Regions from separate parts of the Homo sapiens genome. Here region 2 is linked to region 1. A link is an interaction called in ENCODE POLR2A ChIA-PET data of the cell type or tissue named here. Cell type or tissue: Panc1. All regions are shown on one strand. Links, peaks and the distances in the headings refer to the core of each region. The heading gives the core; the rest is flanking DNA. Region 1 overlaps EEF2K (eukaryotic elongation factor 2 kinase). Region 2 has its middle 27 kb from the start of SCNN1B.

Region 1 (11,302 bases), core at 3,997-7,996:
ATCATGGCTTACTGCAGCCTTGAATTCCTAGGCTCAAGCAAGCCTCCCACCTCAGCCTCCTGAGTAGCTAAGATTATAGGCTTGTACCACTATACCCGGCTCATTAAAAAAATTTTTTTTGTAGAAATGGGGTTTCCCAGGCTGGTCTTGAACTACCACGCCCAGCCACTTGTTGTTAATTTTTTGAAAGAATTTATTTAACAACATAATTTTAGGTCAGGCGTGGTGTCTCACACCTGTGATGCCAGCACTTTGAGAGGACAAAAGGGAGGATCACTTGAGCCTAGGAGACCAGCCTGGGCAACATAGTGAGACCCTGTCTCTCAAAAAATAAAATAGGCTGGGTGCAGTGGCTTACGCCTGTAATCCCAGCAGTTGGGGAGGCCAAGGCAAGTGGATCACCTGAGGTAGGAGTTCTAGAGCAGCCTGGCCAACATGGTGAAACTCCATCTCTACTAAAATACAAAAAATTAGCCGGGTGTGGTGGCGCACACCTGTAATCCCAGCTACTTGAGAGGCTGAGGCAGGAGAATCACTTGAACCTGGGAGGTGGAAGTTGCGGTGAACTGAGATTGCACCACTGCACTCCAGCCTGGACAGCAAGAGTGAAACTCCTTCTCAAAAAATTAAAATAAAATAAATACATTTATTATTCATTTTATTTTTTTGTATTCCACTCTGCTGCCCAGGCTGGAATACAGTGGTGGGATCTCGGCTCACTGAAACGTCCGCCTCCTGGGTTCAAGTGATTCTTGTGCCTCAGCCTCCTGAGTAGCTGATATAACAGGCATGTGCCACCACACCCAGCAAAAGTTTTGTATTTTCAGTAGAAACAGTTGCACTGTGTTGGCCAGGCTGGTCTCAAACTCCTGGCCTCAAGTGATCCACCTGCCTCAGGTTCCCAAAGTGCTGGGATTACAGGCATGAGCCACTGCACCCAGCCTAAAATAAATTTAAAAACATAATTTTATTGAAAACCGTTTGGTAGGTGCCAGCGTGGGTACTTGATTACATGAAATTTGCATTTATTTATTACATATTATATATCTGTCACCAGGCTATGCACTGAGTACAGACAGGCAAACAGCAATTGTTTACAGACTTAACAATCTCCCCATTTATCAGCAGAGACATTCAAGCGGAGAAACAAATATAATAACTATTAGTTACTTTGATAGAAACTTGTTTTAGGGACACTGAAAAAAATGATCTCATTTAACATTTATAGCTATCTTGGCTGGGCACAGTGGCTCAAGCCTGTAATCCCAGCGCTTTGGGAGGCCAAGATGGTAGGATCGCTTTAGGCCAAGAGTTTGAGACCAGCCTGGTCAACATAGGAACACCCCATCTTTATTAAAGAAAAAAAAAAAGAAAAAATGCTTACAGCCATCCTATGTAGTTACAGCTATGAAGGATAAACCAAATTCTTTTTTTTTTTTTTTTTTTTTTTTTGAGATGGAGTCTCACTCTGTCGCCCAGGCTGGAGTGCAGTGGCACAATCTCAGCTCACTGCAACCTCCACCTCCCAGGTTCAAGCAAGACTAAATTCTTATGAATCATTACTTTTGAAACAATACCTAGTATTGTGTGTCACACATTATAGGTGCTTAATAAGTGTTATTTCCCTCTCTGTTGCCACATTCCAGGAGTGTGGTCCTAATAATTTGTCACTGATTATGAGAATTAATATATTTTTTAAAACCTTTCCACAAATTAATTACCTTTTCCCAAATTTGTTTACTGATTAAAAGCTCATACTGTGGGCTGGGCGCGACGGCTCACACCCGTAATCCCAGCACTTTGGGAGGCTGAGGCGGACAGATCACAAGGTCAGGATTTCGAGACCAGCCTGGCCAACATAGTGAAACCCATCTCTACTAAAAATACAAAAATTAGCCGGGCATGGTGTTACAATAAAACTCCAGCCAAGGAAAAGACAAAGAGACCTTTGGAAACCAAAGAGAACTTTATTTAATTCAGGTACCCGGGCCGACAGCAGGCCCACGCCTAAAATGGCTGCCGACTGGGACACAGAAAGCAGGCTTGCTTATATGTCGTTTGAGGAGGGAAAACAAGGCAGGATACAGGTTTCAGACAAAGACAGTAAATTATTTAACACGTGACAATTCTGAGAAAACATATAATTTAGTTATCTTGACCAGTCAACTTTGAAGCTGGACAGCTCGAGCTTCGGGGTAAGGGAAAACAGGAATTACAGAAATACGCGGGGGTCTGGAGGCAGGCAATAAGCTTGGAAGATTGAGATAAGCTCATAGCTGCAACTTGTTAGCAATGCTGGGAGGGGCTGCTTAAATTTCTTAGCCTATGTATAACTTCTAAATAACCTATACTTAATGTTAACTATTACTTATGTTTATTATTTTTAACTTTATTATTACTTATTTTATTTTCCTTCCACAATGGTGGTGCATGCCTGTAGTCCCAGCTTCTCAGGAGGCTGAGGCAGAAGAATCCCTTGAACCCAGGAGGCAGAGGTTGTGGTGAGCCGAGATCGCACCACTGCACTCCAGCCTGGGCAACAGAGGAGACTCCATCTCAAAAACAAAAAACAAAAAACAAAAACCTCATACTGTGGAAGGTTTCCGTCTCAAGTGTCTTCTACATTTGTCCAATTTTGTGTTGAATATTTTGAAAGCACCCCTGCATATGCGTGTATGTGGGTACAGAGACATATGTGCAATGTGATCCTTCATGTTGGTTATCGTAAAAAAACAAACAAAAAAACACTTTTTAGAGTTGGACATCCTTCTCTGGACTGAGGAAAAGTGTACTTATTTTGGTAGGGATTTGTGTTCATACCATAGCAAAGCTGGTATAAAGAAGACGGGGAGAAGCCGGGCGCGGTGGCTCACGCCTGTAATCCCAGCACGGGCAGGCAGATCACCTGAGGTCAGGAGTTTGAGACCAGCCTGGCCAACATGGCGAAACCCCGTCTCTACGAAAACACAAAAATTAGCCGGGCGTGTTGGTGCCACCTGTGGTCCCAGCTACTCGGGAGGCTGAAGCATGAGAATCACTTGAACCCAGGAGGCGGAGGTTGCAGTGAGCCAAGATTGTGCCACTGCACTCCAGCCTGGGTGACAGAGCGAGACTCCATCTCAAAAAAAGAAGAGGGGGAAAGGCGAACATTATTGGACTTTTTATAATAACTGGTGGGGGTAAAAAATCAAAAGTGCAATACCATTACCCTTTCTTAATCAAATCCTCACAAACAGTTAAGTATCAGTACTGTAAACAAAATGCCTATTACCACTTGGGGATTTGAAATTAAAAATAATCTTCCATAACTTCTGAATTAATCTGTTTTTAGAAAATTAATAATTTTAGTTCTTGGAGATAGTTGGGTAATGTTTTCCCTTTAGGCCTAGAGTTCTAGCTGGAGTTACTCTGGGGCAGGCAGCTCCAGAAATAGCCCCGTGGGTCTCCTCTGGGGTCCGGGGGCCCCTGAAGGGGCAGGTTTCCACTGATCCTGTTTCCTGTCCTAAGGCAGCTTTGAAATGAACACCCACCCCGAGGAGGACAGCTCAAGTGTCCGCAAGAGGGGCTGATTTAAATTACAGGCATTGGTTCTCACAGAATGCTGTGTTTACGTTAGAACAAAGTGATGTTTCTTTCCTTCTTTTTTTTTTTCGAGACAGGGTCTCACTCTGTCGCCCAGGCTGGAGGGCAGTGGTGTGATCCTGGCTCACTGCAACCTCCACTTCCTAGGTTCAAGTGATTCTTGTGCCTCAGCCTCCCAAGTAGCTGGAACCACAGGTGCACGCCACTATGCCCTGCTAATTTTTGTATTTTTCGTAGAGATAGGGTCTCGCCATGTTGCCCAGGCTGGTCTTTAACTCTTGGCCTCAAGTGATCCGCCCGCCTCAGCTTCCCAAAGTACTGGGATTACAGGCATGAGCCGACATGCCCAGCCTTTTCTTCTTCTTTTCTTTTTTCTTAGAGACACGGTCTTACTCTGTCACCCAGGCTGGAGTGCAGTGACATGATCATAGCTCATTGCTGCCTTGAACTCCTGAGCTCAAGCAATCCTCACACCTCAGCCTTCTGAGTAGCTAGGACCACAGGTACATGCCACCATGCCTAGCTGATTTTTAAAAAAATTTTTTGTAGATATGAGGTCTTACTATGTTACCCAGGCTAGTCCAAAGATGAAGATGATTCTATGTGATTTGACCTTTTTTGTTGTTGTTATTGTTTTACATTTTTTTGTAGAGAGAGGGTCTCATACTATGTTGCTTAGGCTGGTCTTGAACTCCTGGGCTCAAACAATCATCCCACTTCAGCTTCCCAAAGGGGGATTACAGGAGTGAGCCACCACGCCTGGCCATGATTTCACTCTAAAACAGTGCCTACTATTACATATAGTATGTGTGTGTGCAAATCCATAAAGAGCCTTTGGCACAAGCCTGGTCCATAATAAAGTCAAAAAATGTTAGCATTTTTATATATGTAGTTAAGTTAAAAAGCAAGTTGAAATATAGTATGATGCTTTTTTTTTTCTTTTCTGAGACAGAGTCTTGCTCCATCACCCAGGCTGGAGTGCAGTGGTGCAATCTCGGCTCACTGCAACCTCTGCTTCCCAGGTTGAAGCAATTCTCCTGCCTCAGCCTTCCGAATAGCTGGGATTACAGCCGCCCGCCACCACGCCTTGCTAATTTTTTATTTGTTTATTTATTTATTTATTTTTTGTATATTTAGTAGAGACGGGGGTTTCACCACGTTGGCCAGGCTGGTCTTGAACTCCTGACCTCGTGATCCACCCACCTCGACCTCCCAAAGTGCTGGGATTACAGGCATGAGCCACCACGCCCGACCTGATCCTATTTTTATTAAAAATGTATATACATATATATTGGTATCTGCATAGCAAAAACCATTTGAAGGGGAAGTTTGCACCCAGCAGTTAGTGGCAGTTCTCTCTATGGGAGAGGTACCATTAAAGGGGGGCTTTGTATATTTTTTAAACATTTTAAACTTTTAAAGTTACACATATGTATCACTTATGTGGAGAAAAAGATGTTGTTAAGAAAAATAAAGTAAAATAACCAGGTAACTTCCTCTTCCTCAAATACATTGATAAATACCCCCTCCTCAAAACTCATCACTTCTGGCCGGGCACGGTGGCTCACACCTGTAATCCCAGCACTTTGGGAGGCTGGGGCAGGTGGATCACGAGGTCAGGAGTTTGAGACCAGCCTGACCTACATGGTGATACCCTGTCACTACTAAAAATACAAAAATTAGCCAGGCATGGTGGCACATGCCTGTAATCCCAGCTACTCAGGAGGCTGAGCCAGGAGAATCACTTGAACCTGGGAGGCTGAGGTTGCAGTGAGCCAAGATCGCGCCATTGCACTCCAGCCTGGGCAACGAGAGCGAAACTCTGTCTTAAACAAACAAAAAAAAAAAAAAAAAAAAAAGCTTCATCACCAGGATGGGAGTGTCTTCTAGGTCCCTCCGCTCCAGGACCTTTCTAGGCTCTGTTCATCCCCTCCACTCACACACATCTGGAAGCTCCTGGAATGGGCTTCCCTTTTTCACACCTCTGCCTTATAAAATTTCTTTCAACTGATGTCCTGGTCTATCAAAATTACAGTTCTGCCTCCTTCAGAACCCAGCTTTAATTTTTATTTTTTTAATTTTAAAGACAAGGTCTTGCTGTGTTGCCCAGGCTGGAGTACAGTGGCATGATCATAACTCACTGCAGCCTCTAACTCCTGGGCTTGAGCGATCCTCCCACCTCAGCCTCCTGAGTAGCTGAGACCACAGGCGTGCACCACCACACTTGGCCAACTTCTTAATTTTTTTTTGGAACGATGGGGTCTCATTACGTTGCCCAGGCTGGTCTTGAACTCCTGGCCTCAAGCAGTCCTCCTGCCTCAGCTTCCCAAAGTGTTGGGATTACAAGCATAAGCGATTGAGCCTGGCCCAGAGCCCAGATTGAAGACAACCTTTCCAGGCTTTCTGCTCTGCCTTCCGTGGGGCTCTTAGCAGACCTTTATGTGTGTGAGTCATTCTCCAGTGTCGTTCTTTGTTTGAGTCAGCACCTGACTGCAAGAGTAGGGTTGTGTCTGATGCGACCTCCATTCCCTTGGTCCTGCGTAGTAGGACTTGATAAAATGTTTGACTGTGTGTGGACGGGAGTTGGCACTTCATTGCTTACTTTCTAGGTTATCGAAAGCAGGCTCTGTTGGGTTAGTGTTGCCAGGGGTGGCTTCAGAGGGAGACAACAGCTCAGCTTTCCAACCTTTGTTCCCTCAGCATCCCATAAACCTAAGTGGTTTTTTTTTTAACGCACTGTGACCTGGAAACTTGGATTGTTTAACCAAAATGGCCCGCTGGCCTCCCTCCAAGGAACACACCCAGCAGGTATTGGGTGTGGATTGTGAAAGGTCAGATTCTATCGCTGTCAAGCCCAGCCTTCTGCCCAAGCTCCCGTGGAGACGTGGCAGAACCATTCAGGGGGCCGCCCTCTCCATAGAATATCAGGCAGTCATCCAAAGATGTTTATAGAGTTTATGATAACGTGGGAAAGTGCCTCTGCTCCAGAGTTAAATCTAAAAAGAATACAGCATGATTATAGCTCTGTGAAACTCGCACGTACACATACAGCCAAGGCCTGAGGGGAAGCACATCACCAGGGCAGCAGGAATTGTCTTTGGATTGGATTAGGAGGGACTGTGTTCCTTTTCTCCTTCTCTGTCATTTCTACATTTTCTAGAATAAGCATAGGGAGCAAATACATGTTTTTAATTTGTTATTAAGGTGGGAAATTTTATTTTTAAATATTATTTTCAGCCAGGTGCACTGGCTCATGTCTGTAATCCTAGGACTTTTGGCGGCCGAGGCAGGTAGATCACTTGAGGTCAGGAGTTCGAGACCACCCTGGCCAACATGGTGAAACCCCGTCTCTACTAAAAATACAAAAAAAAAAAAAATAGCCGGGCATGGAGGTGGGCACCTATAATCCCAGCTACTCCACAGGCTGAGGCAGGAGAATCACTTGAACCTGGGAGGCAGAGGCTGCAGTGAGAGATTGCACCACTGCCCTTTAGCCTAGGCAACAGAGCGAGACCCTCTCCCCTGCCCCCTGGCAAAAAAATATTTTCCTGATCTGAGAATATCTCAGAGCTCATTCCACATCAATACACATAGATCACCTTATTTAAAAAAATTTCTTTTGAGATAGGGTTGCCCAGGCAGAAGTGCAGTGGTGTGATCATAGCTCACTGCATTGAAATCCTGGGCTCAAGTGATCCTCCCACCTCAGCCTCCCGAGTAGCTGGGACCACAGGCATGCACCACCATGCCCAGCCTGTTGTTGGTTATTTAATGGCTGAATATCATTTCATTGTTGGAAGCACCATAATAAATGTAGCCAGCCCCTCCTTGTAGGGTATGTAGGTTATTTCCAGTCTTGTCCTGCCACAAACAGCACTTCCTTGTGCATGTGTCTTTGCACCCATGAATGGGCGTGCCCACCAGAGGACCCCCCCCAGAGGTGAACTGGCTAGGCAAAACGTTTGTGTGTTTAAACTGGGATAGGTGTTGTCGGTTGCTCCTCAAAGAGGTTACACCATCGTGTGTGCCCCCCATGATGGGTGGGTACACCTGCTTCCCATGCCCTTATTTGGCCAACTTTGGTGATTACACTCATACTTGTAACCCACTGAGGGCAGCTCTAACAGCATGATCAAAGAATAATGATTGCCTTGGGAGGCCGAGGCTGGTGGATCACCTGAGGTCAGGAGTTGGAGACCAGCCTGACCAATATGGTGAAACTTCATCTCTACTAAAAATACAAAAATTATCTGGGCGTGGTGGTGTGAGACTGTAGTCCCAGCTACTCAGGAGGCTGAGGCAGGGGAATCACTTGAACCCGGGAGGCGGAGGTTGCAGTGAGCCAAGATCGCACCACTGCACTCCAGCCTGGGCAACAGGAAAAAAAAAAAAAAATTTTAGCAGTTTTTGGAAATATAATTCACATGCCATACAATTTACCCATTTAAAATGTACTATTCAAAGCCTTTGAGTATATTCATAAAATTATGCATCCATCACCACAACCACTTTTAGAACATTTTACCCAAAAACTAAATTCTATACCCCTTAGCCATCACGCTCTAATATACACATCCCACCCAGCCCCAGGCAAACACCAGTCCACTTTCTGCCTCTCTGGACTTGCCTTTTCTGGACGTTTTACATAAATAGAATCATACAACATGTGGCCTTTTATGTCTGGCTTCTTTTGCTAAGCATAATGTTTTTTGTTGCTTTTTTTTTTTTTTTTTTTTTTAGGGGCGGTTTCACTCTGTTGCCCCTGCTGGAGTGCAGTGGTGCCATCTCTGCTCACTGCAACCTCTGCCTCCCAGGTTCAAGTGATTCTCTTGCCTCAGCCTCCTGAGTAGCTGGGATTACAGGCAACATGGTGAAACCCCATCTCTACTAAAAATACAAAAAATTAGCCGGGCATGGGGGCGCACACCTGTAGTCCCAGTTACTGGGGAGGCTGAGGCGCAAGAATTGTTTAAACCTGGGAGGCAGAGATTGCAGTGAGCTGAGATTGTACAACTGCACTCCAGCCTGGGAGACAGAGCAAGACTGTGTCTCAAAAAAAAAAAAGTGCAGATATTTTGCTATTAAGATCTTAGTGTATAGTTCAGACTTTACTGTATTTCACTTTAAATATACACAAATATGGACATTTTGTTGCTACTGTAGAATCATGCTATATATGTCTTCAGTAACCAGTTTTTTTCGGCAAGCAAGAAATCATCATGTCTTTTCAGATCAGTAAATATGGATGTAGTGTCTTGATGGCTCTGTCAGCCCATTGTATGGCTACACCACAGTTTCTTTAAGCATTGCCTCTTGTGGGATACTTAGGCAGTTTCCACGTTTGTTTGTTTTTGAGATGGAGTTTCGCTCTTGTTGCCCAGGCTGGAGTGCAATGGCACGATCTCAGCTCACTGGAACCTCTGCCTCTCGGGTTCAAGTGATTCTCCAGCTTCAGCCTCCCAAGTAGCTGGGATTACAGGCATGCACCACCACGCCTGACTAATTTTGCATTTTTTAGTGGAGATGGGGTTTCTCCATGTTGGTCAGGCTGGTCTCGAACTCCTGACGTCAGGTGATCTGCCTGCCTCAGCCTCCCAAAGTGTTGAGACTACAGGCGTGAGCCACCGCGTCTGGCCAGTTTGTTTGTTTTTTAAGAGATAGGGTCTCATGCTGTTGCCCAGGCTGGAGTGCAGTGGCACAATCATGGGTCACTGTAGCCTCGACCTCCTGAGCTCAAGTGATCCTCCCACCCCAGCTCCCCAGGTAGTTGGGACTAAAGGCATGCGCCATCACGCCTGGCTAATTTTTGTATTTTTTTTTTTGTAGAAATGGGGTCTTGCTATGCTGCCCAGGCTGCTCTGGAACTCCAAGTGTCAAGTGATCCTCCTGCCTTGGCCTCCCAAATTGCTGGGATCACAGGCATGACCACTGTGCCTGGTTTCCAGTTTTTTGCTGCTGTATTCCATGCTGGGTTCCACTGATAATTGTACCAAACCTCTAAGTGCATGTGGCATAGATTGTGGCCTCTACACACCACTGTTGGTCTCTTTCCATTCCAGAGCCTCACTGTGTTCCCCCACTTCTTCCCGCTTCTTTTATTTGAGCCCTTGAGTTTGGTTAAGCCCATTACTGCTCTGCAGGAGGGGAGAGTAGTTGGGCTGTCTCTGAGTTGTATTTCTTTTTTTTTTTTTTTGCCTCGACTTCCCAGGTTCAGGTGATCCTTCCACCTCAGCCTCCTGAGTAGCTATTACTACAGGCGCATGGCACCATGCCTGGCTAATTTTTTGTATTTGTAGTAGAGGCAGGGTTTCGCAATGTTGCCTAGACTTCTGAGCTGTATTTCATAAAGTCTGCAGAAGTGATGATGGGGAAAAAAATGATTTTATAACATGAAGTGACTGTAACAGGTGATAAAGGCTTGGGTGAGTCACTGGATGTGTCCTCAAGTAACCAGGGGCCTTGATTACTGTGATAATGGCAATAATAACAGTAATATAAAATTGGCAACAACAGTGATAACATCCCACGTGCCAAAACATTTGCAAACACATTGCCGGCACTCCACCCTCACTCCTGGCATACTCGATGAAGTAAATTATTATTACTATAGTAATCATTATTATTATTTCCATCTCCCTTTCCTGGTATATAATTATTATGATTTCACTATTATTTATTTTTATTTTGTACTCTCAGACTTTGAAGAACCACAGCCTTTCTATTCTGTAGCCAGAATTATGTTTTCCTTTTTTTATGAAATATCCACAGACCTCTTTTTTTTTTTTTTTTTTTTTTTTTTTTGAGACAGAGTCTTGCTCTGTCACCCAGGCTGTAGTGCAGTGGTGCAATCTCAGCTCATTGCAACCTCCACCTCCTGGGTTCAAGCGATTCTCATGCCTCAGCCTCCTGAGTAGCTGGGAGCACAGGCACACGTCACCACGCCCAGCTAATTTTTATATTTTTTGTAGAGAGGGGGTTTCACCATGTTCACCAGACTGGTCTCAAACTCCTGGCCTCAAGTGCTCCACCTATGTCGGCCTCCCAAAGTGCTAGGATTACAGGCATGAGCCACCACACCCGGCCCATAGCCCTCTGTTCTATGTAAGATTAATTAACCTACTCAACAACTGAGTTCCGGAATCCTTAGAAATAGAGGATATTAGAGCTGGCACGGCCTTAAGAATCATCTAACCTGGCCAGGCGCAGTGGCTTATGTCTGTAATCCCAGCACTTTGGGAGGCCAAGACAGGTGGATCACTTGAGTCCGGGAGTTTGAGACCAGCCTGGGCAACATGGTGAAACTCTGTCTCTACAAAAATACAAAAAATTAGCCAGGCGTGGTGGCGTGTGCCCATAGGCCCAGCTACCCGGGAGGTTGAGGTGGAGGTTGAGGTTTCAGTGAGCCATGATTCCATTACTGCACTGCAGGCTGCGCAACAGAGTGAAACCCTGTCTCAAAAAAAAAAAGAAAAGAAGAAAACTCGTCTAACCCAGTAATTTTTGTTTCTTAACTTTGATTTACACAGGCATTACCTAAATACATTCTCATTGTAAAAAGAATGCAAACAACATAGATAAACTGAGGTCTCTTTGAGCAACTTCTTATCCCTTTCTATTCCCAGAGATAAGAATTATATTAGTTTCATATAAATTACTTTTCAGACCTCTTTTTGTGCATTTGCATATAAGTATACATTTGTGTGTATGTCTACAGACACAC
Region 2 (11,302 bases), core at 3,549-7,548, 1.0 Mb after region 1:
GACCAATGCGGATGTTAAAAGCTTGGTAGAAATAATACTAAGCCAACAGAAGCCTCGCACTGTCCACTGAGCTGTTCCTAAATATTGTCCTAGTTTGTCCCATGCAGTGTGACAAGCAGGCTCTCTCCTGTGTCCAGACTTGTTGGACTGACCCTCATATGTGATGCTGCCTCCGAGGAGGTTTCCTCACTGTGAACCCAGGTTGCATCATCTGAAACACAGTGAAGACTAATCTATGACCAGGACTTCCCAGCCAGAGACACCAGTCACAGAGAACCACCAGGACAGGACCTGGTGCCACCCTTAAGATCAAGTATCCCCTCCCAACAACTCAGCCCCACACCTGCTCTGCCCAAAACTTTGGCTCAGCCAGTAGTTGGTGGGGACATTGTGTTTTTCCTACCCACACCCTCACTGATCACATGTTGGTCCTTAGCATGAACAGGGCGAGCCATGCTTCCAGGTTCCTGTCCACTGGTCAAATCACCCCCATGCTATGTTGGTGCACTCTTGCCAGACCAGCACTGAGACATTTATGGCCCTAATTTATTGCCCACTTATGGCCAATCAGGCATGGAGCTAAGTGTTTTACAGTTACAATCTCATTTCATATTCACTCCTTTCAGCAACTCTCTGGAGAAGATACTGTTATGATCTAGTTTTTTGTTGTTGTTGTTTTTGTGTTTTTTTGAGATGGAGTCTCACTCTTGTTGCCCAGGCTGGAGTGCAATGATGCAATCTTGGCTCACTGCAACCTCCACCTCCCAGGCTCAAGCGATTCTCCTGCCTCAGCCTCCCAAGTGGCTGGGATTACAGGCGCCCACCACCATGCCCAGCTAATTTTTGTATTTTTAGTAGAGATGGGTTTTGCCATGTTGGCCAGGCTGGTCTTGAACTCCTGACCTCAGGTGATCCGCCCGCCTCAGCCTCCCAAAGTGCTGGGATTACAGGCAAGAGCCACCACGCCCAGCCATGATCCATATTTTACAGAAGAGGAAGGAGTTGAGGTTTGGAGAAATTACAGAACTTGTCCAGAATCTCCCAGTAGGAAAGGTATAGATAGAACCAGATAATGATCCCAGTCCATCTTCTGGAGCCTGCGCTTCTATTATTATTATTATTATTATTCAACTTTTAGGTTCAGCAGGTATGTGTGCAGGTTTGTTACATGGGTAAATTGTGGTCGCTGGGGTTTGAACAATTGTACAAATGATTTCATCACTCAGGTAGTGAGCATAGTACCAAGAGGTAGTTTTTCAACCCTCACCCTCCTCCCACCCTCCACCCTCAAGCAGGCCCCAGCATCTATTGTTTCCCTCTTTGTGTCCATGTGTACTTCATGTTTAGATAATACTTTATAAGTGAGAACATGTGGTGCTTGGTTTCCTGTTCCTCTGTTAATTTGCTTAGCATAACAGCCTCCAGCTGCATCCATGCTGCTACAGAGGATATAATTTCATTCTTTTTTATGGCTGCGTAGTATTCCATGGTGCATATATATACCGCATTTTCTTTATCTACTCCACTGTTGATGGGCATCTAGGTTGATGCTATGTGTTTGCCATTGCGGATAGTGCTGCAATGAACATACACATGGGTGTGTCTTTTTGGTAGAATGATTTATATTACTTTGGGTATGTACCCAGTAATGGGATTGCTGAGTGAAATGGTAATTCTGTTGTAAGTTCTTTGGGAAATCTCCAAACTGCTTTCCACAGTAGCTGAATTGTGATTTACATTCCTGAGTTTTTAAACTGTTGTGGTCTTTTGGATTTTGCTTTATCCTGCACGCAAGGTAAACATCTTATGGTTGTTGTGGTCTTGTTTGTTTTGGTAGGCTCTCTTGCAAGTGAATCTTTTCCTTCGATATGTATATCCACATTCATGCATCATCGTACACAGGTTCAGAAGTGTAATCCTATGAGTGCTTTTTTAGAGCACGCTTTTTTTTTTTCTTACTTTCTTGGCTCCTTCTCCCTGTCTCATTCCTCCTCTTCCCATGGGTCCCTCCCAGGTAACTTATAAAAATCAAGTGCATGACCTTCTATATTTTTCTTTTCTTTCTTTCTTTTTTTTTTTTTAAGACAGGATCTCACTCTATCACCCAGGCTGGGGTGCAGTGGCAGGATCTTGGCTCACTGCAACCTCCATCTCCCAGGTTCAAGCGATTCTGCTGCCTCAGCCTCCCAAGTTACTAGGACCACAGGAGTGCACCACCCCACCTGGCTAATTTCTGTATTTTTTAGTAGAGATGGGATTTCGCCATGTTGGCCAGGCTGGTCTCGAATTCCTGGCCTCAAGTGATCCACCTGCCTCAGCCTCCCAAAGTGCTGGGATTACAGGTGTGAGCCACAATGCCAGTGCCCAGCCTATTTTTCTTTTTCTTTTTCTTTTTTTTTTTTTTTTTTTTTGAGACAGAGTCTCACTCTGTCAGCCAGGCTGGAGTGCAGTGGCACGATCTCAGCTCACTGCAACCTCTGCTTCCTGGGTTCAAGCAATCCTCCTGCCTCAGCCTCCCAAGTAGCTGGGATTACAGGCATGCACCACCACACCTGGCTAATTTTGTATTTTCAGTAGAGACGGGGTTTCACCATGTTGGCCAGGCTAGTCTCCAACTCCTGACCTCAGGTGATCCACCTGCCTTGGCCTCCCAAAGCACTGGGATTACAGGTGTGAGCCACTACTCCCAGCCATTTTTCTTAATTCTTATATAATCCTATTCTCTTCTCATCCCCCCAACACCTCGCCCTCTCTCTGTTTCTCTCTAGCACACACACACACATGCCTACACACATGCATACGCATACACACACATTGCATATACATACACAAGTTTTTTGTAATTTTGTCCTTTTTTAAACAAAAATATGGATTCGTCTTATATACACTTTTTCCTTTCTTAATTTTTCCACTCAGTTATGCCTTGTGGAAATTCTTTTTTTTTTTTTTTTTTTTTTTTGAGACGGAGTCTCGCTCTGTCGCCCAGGCTGGAGTGCAGTGGCGCGTTCTCAGCTCACTGCAAGCTCTGCCTCCCGGGTTCACGCCATTCTCCTGCCTCAGCCTCCCGAGTAGCTGGGACTACAGGTGCCCGCCACCACGCCCGGCTAATTTTTTGTATTTTTAGTAGAGGCGGGGTTTCACTGTGTTAGCCAGGATGGTCTCGATCTCTTGACCTCATGATCCGCCCGCCTCTGCCTCCCAAAGTGCTGGGATTACAGGCGTGAGCCACCGCGCCCGGCGGAAATTCTTCAGATTATCCAGTGTGACTCTAATCCAACAGTGTAGTGGCAGCATAACATTTGGTGGTAGCATAACACGTGGCAGCATAACATTCCGTGGTACGAATAATGGTGCATAATGGATGCACCAGTATGCGTTCTCCCACTCTGTATTGATGGGCAGTCACTGTTTCCGCATTTTGCCACAAACGATGCTGCAGTAACTTCCTGGTACTCATGTCTTTGGGTCCTGATGCTTTTCTTTCTAGGGGACGAAGCCTAAAGAGTAGGCTTTCTGGATTGCATATGTATTTTCATTAAAATTTTGAAAACATAGAAAAACATTCTCAACGTAAGTTTCCAAGTATTACAATTCCAAATATCAATTCCCCATTGCTGCTACAACAAATTACTGTGAATGTGGCCAATGTGGTGGTTTAAAACAGCACGAGTTGCTGGGTGTGTTCGCTCATGCCTGTAATTCCAGCACTTTGGGAGCCCGAGGTGTCAGGATCGCTTCAGCCCAGGAGTTCAAGCCCAGCCTGGGAAACATAGCAATGCACTGTCTCTAAAATATAAACAAAAGGCTGAGCAAGGTGGCTTATGCCTGTAATCTCAGCACTTTGGGAGGCCGAGGCGGGTGGATCACTTGAGGTCAGGAGTTCGAGACCAGCCTGACCAACATGGTGAAACCCCATCTCTACTAAAACATACAAAATTTGCTGGGCCTGGTGGCACATGCCTGTAATCCCAGCTATTTGGGAGGCTGAGGCAGGAGAATCGCTTGAACCCGGGAGGCGGAGATTGCAGTGAACCGAGATCACACCATTGCACTCCAGCCTGGGCAACAACAGCGAAACTCTATCTCAAAAAAATAAATAAATATATCAAATAAAATATAAACAAAAGTAAAAATACTTTTTTAAAAAAGCAGCACATATTTATTATTTACAGTGTTGGAGATGAGAAGTCCTAAAATTGAGGGGTGCACATGGCTGTGTTGCTCCTGGAAGCTCCAGTGAGAAACTGTTCCTGGACTTTTCCAGCCCTAGAGGCTGCCTGCCTTCCATTCTTGCAGCCAACCTTGTGATTATATTGAGCTTGCTTAGATAATCCAAGATGATGCCTCCATTCCAAGATCTTAATAATCACATCTGCAAAGTCTCTTTTGCAATGTAAGGTAATACGTTCACAGCTCAAGGAATTGGGGTGTGCACATCTTTGGGGGGTTGTTATTCACGCTATACAAAGTGCAAATGAATAAAAGATAAATCTCCCTCCCTCAATCACTCCGAGGACTCTAATCCTCCACCCACCCATTACTTCCGATTTCCGATGTGTTCTTCCAATGTGAGCTTGTTCAACCCACTGCCCATGGGCTGCATTCAACCCAGAACAGCTTTAAATGCAGCCCAACACAAATTCATAAACTTTCTTAAAACATTAGGAGATTTTTTTTTTGCAATTTTTTTTTTTTTTAGCTCATCAGCTATCGTTAGTGTTAGTGTATTTTATGTGTGGCTCAAGACAATTCTTCTTCTTCCAGTGTGGCCCAGGGAAGCCAAAAGATTGGACACCCCTGTTCTAATGTTTTATGTAAACTCCAGTATATATTTATGTTTGTTATATTTTACAAATGATGGCATAGTATATACCCCGCTTCCTGTCCCTGACTTCGTTTCATTTAACAACACATCTTAATAATTATCCCATTGCCAGAGCCTAGGCTCTGAACCAATAAAGTTGCAGGACTTGAAAAGAAGTCCAGTTCAGCAGAGAAAAATGTAACATCCAGACAGCAGGTGCTAGAAAATCAGGCCATGTCAGGGATACTAACAGGTGGGTGGAGGCCCAGGCCTGGGAACCCTGGCACTCTTTGGAATTCCAAGAGGTGGATCTGTTGCAGGAGCTGTGATATCAGAGAGCTCCAGCCACTGGGCTGGTTCAAGGGCAGGACCTGAGTGTTTGGAGAGGAATGGTGAGAGGTAGGAGGAATCTGGTCCTAGGGAAGTTACCAAAACAGGCACTCAGGAACAGATAACTCAATAACCACATAAACAATTCCACAAATATTTACTTAGTGGCTGCTACAGGCCACGTGCTGAGCTGAATGCTGGTTTCTATCTAGGAAGAGACAGGCATGATCCAGGTCCTCCCACACCTTCATGGTCAGGTAGACAGACAAAGAGAGAGAGAATGTTGTTATCAATATAGTCAGTGCCGTGGTTGGGGAGGAAAGAATTCTTCGGGATAATGGGAGTGGGGAAGAAGAGACCAAATAATTCAGATATATTTATCAGGGTAGGCTAATTGCTATAGCAGACAAACTTCCAATCTCAGTGTCTTAATACAATAAAGTTTATTTTTCACTTATGTTACAATCTAATGCTGGTTGAGGAAAGGGTAGGTGGGACTCTGCTCCACATAGTCATTCAGTGACCCAGGCTCCTTCTATCTAATGGCTCCACTGCCCTCCCATAAGAATGTCAGTTCCCTGTCAGATCCTCTGCATCCACCTAGGGGAGGGAAAGAACACTGTGGAAGATAACATGGAAGGTTTTCATAGGACAGACCTTGAATAGATGTACATCATTCTACCCACTTTCAGTTGGCCAGAACTCAGTCACATGGTCTCACTCGTCTGCATGGGAGCCTGGGAAATGTAGTCCAACTATGAGCCCAAGAAGAAAAAGAACCAGGGTTTGGTAAACACGTAGCAGTCTGTGCTGTGCCAGACTTGGGAAGATGGGGAAACTCCCTGGAAGAATGGTTTCTAAGCTGATACCTGGAAGATATGTTAAGAGTTATCAGGATGAAGGAAAGGGAGGAAGGGAAGGGCAATGTTGCCAACAAACAGATCAATGTAAGCAAAAATGAAAAGCATTGAAAATCATGGCATGTTGAAGACAAGAAGGACGTTCTGTCTATCTAGAGAGCAGAAGGCAAGCCATGATGGTGGAGCAACCACAGGGGCTAGACCAGGCGGGGTGTTATAAGCTGGGTCAAGGAATTTATCCCAATAATGATCAAAGCCATGGAAGGATCTGAAATTCAGGATAAATTTGCATTCCAGAAAAATTTATCTCGTTTGTATATGGAGAATAGACTGGAGGGGAAAAGCAGAGAAGATAGCAGGAGACCAGCTGTGAAGGTGAGAAAAGATGACAGTCTAAACTACAGGAGTGGCTGCAGAGGGCAGTGAGAGTTCCAGATATCAGGAAATGGGGTTAGAGGATTCATAATGGATGAGATGGGCAACTAAGCAAAACAGATAAACAAGGATGAGGGCTGAGTTTACCTGTGGGATAGCTGAATGGTTGGTGATTCCATTAGCCAAGAAAGACAACAATCCCAGCAGTTTGGGGGGTGGGATTAGTTCACTTTGGACTTGTCAGGTTTGTGGTACCTACTGGACATTTAGAGAGCATTGCTCTGTAGTTAATTTTTCTTTCTTTCTTTCTTTCTTTCTTTCTTTCTTTCTTTCTTCTTTCTTTCTTTCTTTCTTTCTTTCCTTCTTTCTTTCTTTCTTTCTTTCTTTCCTTCCTTCCTTCCTTCCTTCCTTCCTTTCTTTCCTTCCTTCCTTCCTTCCTTCCTTTCTTTCCTTCTTTCTTTCTTTACTTCTTTCTTTCTTTTTTTGTAGGGAGGACAGAATCTTGCTTTGTCACCCAGGCTGCAGTGCAATGGTGCAATCTCAACTCAGTGCAACTTCCACCTCCCAGGGTTCAAGTGATTCTCCTGCCTCAGCTTCTCGAGTAGCTGGGATTACAGATGCCCGTGAACATGCACAGCTGATTTTTGTATTTTTAGTAGAGACAGGGTTTCACCATGTTGGCCAGGCTGGTCTTGAACTCCTGAACTCGTTCGTGATCCACCCACCTTGGCCTCCCAAAGTGCTGGGATTACAGGCATCAGCCACCGTGCCTGGCTTCTTTCTTTCTTTTTAAGAGACAGGGTCTCACTCCATTGCTCAGGCTGGAGTACAGTGGTGTAATCATAGCTCACTGCAGCCTCGAACTCCTGGGCTCAAGCGATCATCCTGCCTCGACCTCCCAGACAGCTGAGATTACAGGCAGGTGCTACCATGCCCAGTTAATTTTTTAAATTTTTGAGGGGGTCCCAACTATGTTGCTCAGGCTGGCCTTGAACTGGTGGCCTCAAGCAATCCTCCTGCCTTGGCATCCCAAAGTGCTGGGATTACAGATGTAAGCTGGACCCAGCCTTGTAGTCAATTATATATGGGCCTAGAGATCAAGAAAAAGATTCAGGCTGAGGATACAGTCATGAGAGTCAATAAGTTCATTCCAGGGAGAGGAGGAAGGAGAGAAACAGGAGAAAGAACAAGGCCTGGACTGAAACCCTGTGGAATGCCAACATTTAAGGAGTGAGCAGAGGAAGTGGAGCTCACACAAGCATCTGATACAAAGCAGTGTAGCATCTGAGGACAAAAGACAATGAGAGCGTGACATCATGAAGATCAAGGAAAGAGACAATTTCACGAAAGCATGTGCAGGCAACAGTATTTGCAGAGAGGCAAACTAAATCAAGGGCTGAAAACCATCCATCAGTTTTGGACAGGAAGGAAGTTGATGTGTTGGTAAGAGCCAGATTGCCCCGGATTGACGAGGAGGGGAGATGAAGGCCACTCAATCAGGAGCATTGCTGTGAAGGAATGAAAGAATTCAGAACAGTGTCGGAGGAAAATTTAGCATGTCCATGGAAGGTATTCCTCATTTTAAGATAGAAGATGCAGCCAGGCACCGTGGTTAACACCTGTAATCCCAGCACTTTGGGAGGCCAAGGCGGGTGGATCACTTGAAGCCAGGAGTTCGAGACCAGCTTGGCCAACATGGCGAAACCCTGTCTCTACTAAAAATGCAAAAATTAGCCAGGCATGGTGGCGTGCACCTGTGATCCCAGCTACTTGGGAGGCTGAGGCACGAGAATTGCTTGAACTCAGGAGGTGGAGGTTGCAGTGAACCAAGATCACTCCACTGGACTCCAGCCTGGGCAACAGAGCAAGACTCTGTCTCAAAAAAAAAAAAAAAAAAAAAAATATATATATATATATATATAGAAGACACCTTTCCTTGACATCTTGGCACTTTGTAAGCCCTTTGGAACTCAGACACCACCAAAGAGAAAAGAGTGAAGATCCCAAAATTCATTAATTTAACAAATATATATATATATATTGAGATGCTCTGTTGCCTAGGCTGGAGTGAGTGCAGCAGTGCAATCTCTGCTCACTGCAACCTCCACCTCCTGGGTTCAAGCGATTCTCCTCCTGTAATTATTCCAGTTACTTGGGAGGTTGAGGCCGGAGAATTGCTTGAACCAGGGAGGCAGAGGTTGCAGTGAGCCGAGATCGTGCCACTGAGACTCCGTCTCAAAAAAAAAAAAAAAAAAAAGGACCAGGCAGGGTGGGGAGGGAGGGGGAAGCATGAAGGACAGAAGTAAGAAAATCCAGGTGATCCAGGTGACAGGTGATGCTATATTGGGGAGGGGGAATGAAGTGCCAGCAGTGGAAATGGTGAGAAATGAATCCATTCTAGAAATACTTTGAAGGTAGACTCAGCTGGCTTCACTGGCTGATTGGCTGTGCGTTGTAAGAGAGTAGGATCAACCCTAAAGGGGAATGAAGTGCTGATACAGGCTAAAACATGCTTGAACCTCAAAACACTTGGCTAAGTGGAAGAAGTCAGGTCCTCTAAGTTGTTGCCAAGAAGGACAACAACCTCGGCTATTTGGGAGTGGGGTGAGTTTCACTTTGGGCTTGTCAAGTTTGTGGTGCCTATGGGACATTTAGAGAGAGATGATCTGTAGTTTTGTTTTGTTTTGCTTTGTTTTGAGACAGTCTCACACTGTCACCCAGGCTGGATAGCCTGTCCACATATTGTATGATTCAATTCATGTGAAATGTCCAGAATAGGTAAATCCATGCAGATGGAAGGCAGACTGCCAATTGCCAGGGGGTAGTGGGAGACGGGAGGGGGGTAACTGCTTAATGAGTATGGGGTTTTCTTATAGGGTGATACAAATGTTTTGGAATTAGAGGTGATGGTTGCATAACATCTGAGTGCACTCAATGGTACTGGATTGTTCACTTTAAAATGGTTAATTTTATTGCTTGAGGCCAGGAGCTTAAGATCAGCCTGGGCAACATAGTGACCCCCCCACCCCTCACATCTCTACAAAAAATAAAAAATTAGCCCAGCTTGATTGCATGCACCTGTAGTCCCAGCTACTTGGGAGGCTGAAGTGGGAGGATCACTTGAGCACAGAAGTTGGGGGCTGCAGTGAGCTATGATCGTACCACTGCACTCCAGCCTGGACGACAGAGTGAGAACTTGCCTCTAAAAAAATAAAAAATGAAATGAAATGGCTAATTTTATGTTCTGTGAATCTCACCTTAATAAAAAAAAAGGGGAGGGGGCGGGTGTTGAAAAAAAGCCTCCAAAGTCTTTGGTCTGAAAATTTTGTGTGTGTGGGGTGTGTGTGTGTGTGTGTGTGTGATGGGGGCTGACTCTGTCACCCAGGCTGGAGTGCAGTGGAGCAATCTTGGCTCACTGCAACCTCTGCCTCCCGGGTTCAAGCAATTCTCCTGCCTCAACCTCCCAAGTAGCTGGAATAATTACAGGTGCCCACCACCACGCCTGGCTAATTTTTGTATTTTTAGTAGAGACGGGTTTTCACCATGTTGGCCAGGCTGGTCCTGAACTCCTGGGCTCAAGTGATCTGCCCACCTCAGCCTCCCAAGCTACTGGGATTACAGGTGTGAACCACCACGCCCAGCCGTGGTCTGAAACCTTAAAGATCAGGGTTGCCATTTACTGAGATGGAGAAAACTTACACAAGGAGGAGGGTGAGGGAGAAGCTTCTGGTGTTCAGTGCTGGATAATTCTTAATTTGGAGATGTCTAATGAACATCCAAGTGAGATTGTCAAGGACACAGATAGATGTGCTTGGATTTCAGGGAAAATGCTGAAGAAATTTGGGAGTCCTCCGCATATAGCTTATCTTTGGGCTCAGAACTGGCTGATATTTAATTTTCTGCTTCTTTTTTGAAGAGGACAGAAATACAAATTACTTCGTTACAGAAAAGTAAACACTTTTATGTGTTGCACGTCCAAGATTGTGGAGTGAAATTCGTACCTTCTACGTTCAGATGGGTTGCAGCTCTTTAAACCCAGCCAGGCATGACTGATCTGGAGCCAGGCAGGGCCGGGCTTGCTGGGAGGGTGGAGGAAGCCTGCAGAGCTCCGAGCTCTCTCCAGTGTTTCTGCAGAGCCCCTGGAGAACAACAGCTGACTTTGTGTATTCAGTAAAGATGCATCTGTCATGCCTACTAGCACTGTTTTCATCCTGCTGAGACTTGTCGGTTGAAAAGCCAGAAGGAATGCACCTGGTTTGCTAGCACCACCGAAATTTTGCCAAACTAAGGGATGCAGATTTTAGAACAACAATCTTCCATTGTTGGTGGTCATGCGCAGTTAACAACCATCACCAACAGTTAGTAGTAACAATGGGTTCAGTCCTTTCCGTGTGCCCAGCACTCCGCCAGGGGCTTTGCGTTCATCCTCTTGTTTCGCTCTTACATGAAGCTTGAGAGGGAAGTATCATTTTTATTTTTATTTTTTTAATTTTAATTTTTTTTTTTGAGACAGAGTCTCACTCTGTCACCCAGGCTGGAGTGCAGTGGAACGATCACAGTTCACTGCAGCCTCAACTTCCCAGGCTCCAGTGATCCTCCCACCTCAGCCTCTTGAGTAGCTGGGCCCACAGGCATGCATCACTATGCCGGCTAATTTTTGTATTTTTGGTAGAGATGGGATTTCCCCATGTTGCCCAGGCTGGAACTCCTGGGATCAAGCAATCCACCTGCCTTGGCCTCCCGAAGTGCTGGGATTATAGGCGTGAGCCACCATGCCTGGCTGGTAGGTATTATTATTATGAGCTCTAGTTTTCCACGTATTAAACAAGCACAGAGAGGTTAAGCAATTTTCCCAAGGGCACACAGCAAGTAAATGAATAATCAGGAGGCGAACTCAAATATGTCTGACTTTCTAGTCTTGTGCTTTGGAAGA

What was found. Peaks named below come from ENCODE experiments on the same cell type or tissue, not always from the same donor. Only the 100,000 strongest peaks of a DNase experiment are listed, where the experiment ranks them.
Region 2: POLR2A ChIA-PET joins it to region 1 with 8 read pairs; 1 of 35 experiments calls an interaction of 5 or more read pairs at or near these places.

The regions. Positions count from the first base shown.
Region 1 is chr16:22,226,580-22,237,881 of GRCh38, forward strand. The region is part of intron 2 of EEF2K (eukaryotic elongation factor 2 kinase); the gene reads left to right. Among named protein-coding and RNA genes, the nearest start is that of EEF2K, 26 kb to the left of the region's middle. In Panc1, for the core only: no CTCF peak of the experiment used is centred there; a DNase peak (open chromatin) is centred at 6,112; H3K4me3 peaks cover 892 bases.
Region 2 is chr16:23,269,368-23,280,669 of GRCh38, forward strand. It overlaps a transcript of SCNN1B not described here. Among named protein-coding and RNA genes, the nearest start is that of SCNN1B, 27 kb to the right of the region's middle. RefSeq lists an enhancer at 10,538-11,060. In Panc1, for the core only: no CTCF peak of the experiment used is centred there; no DNase peak of the experiment used is centred there; H3K27ac peaks cover 298 bases.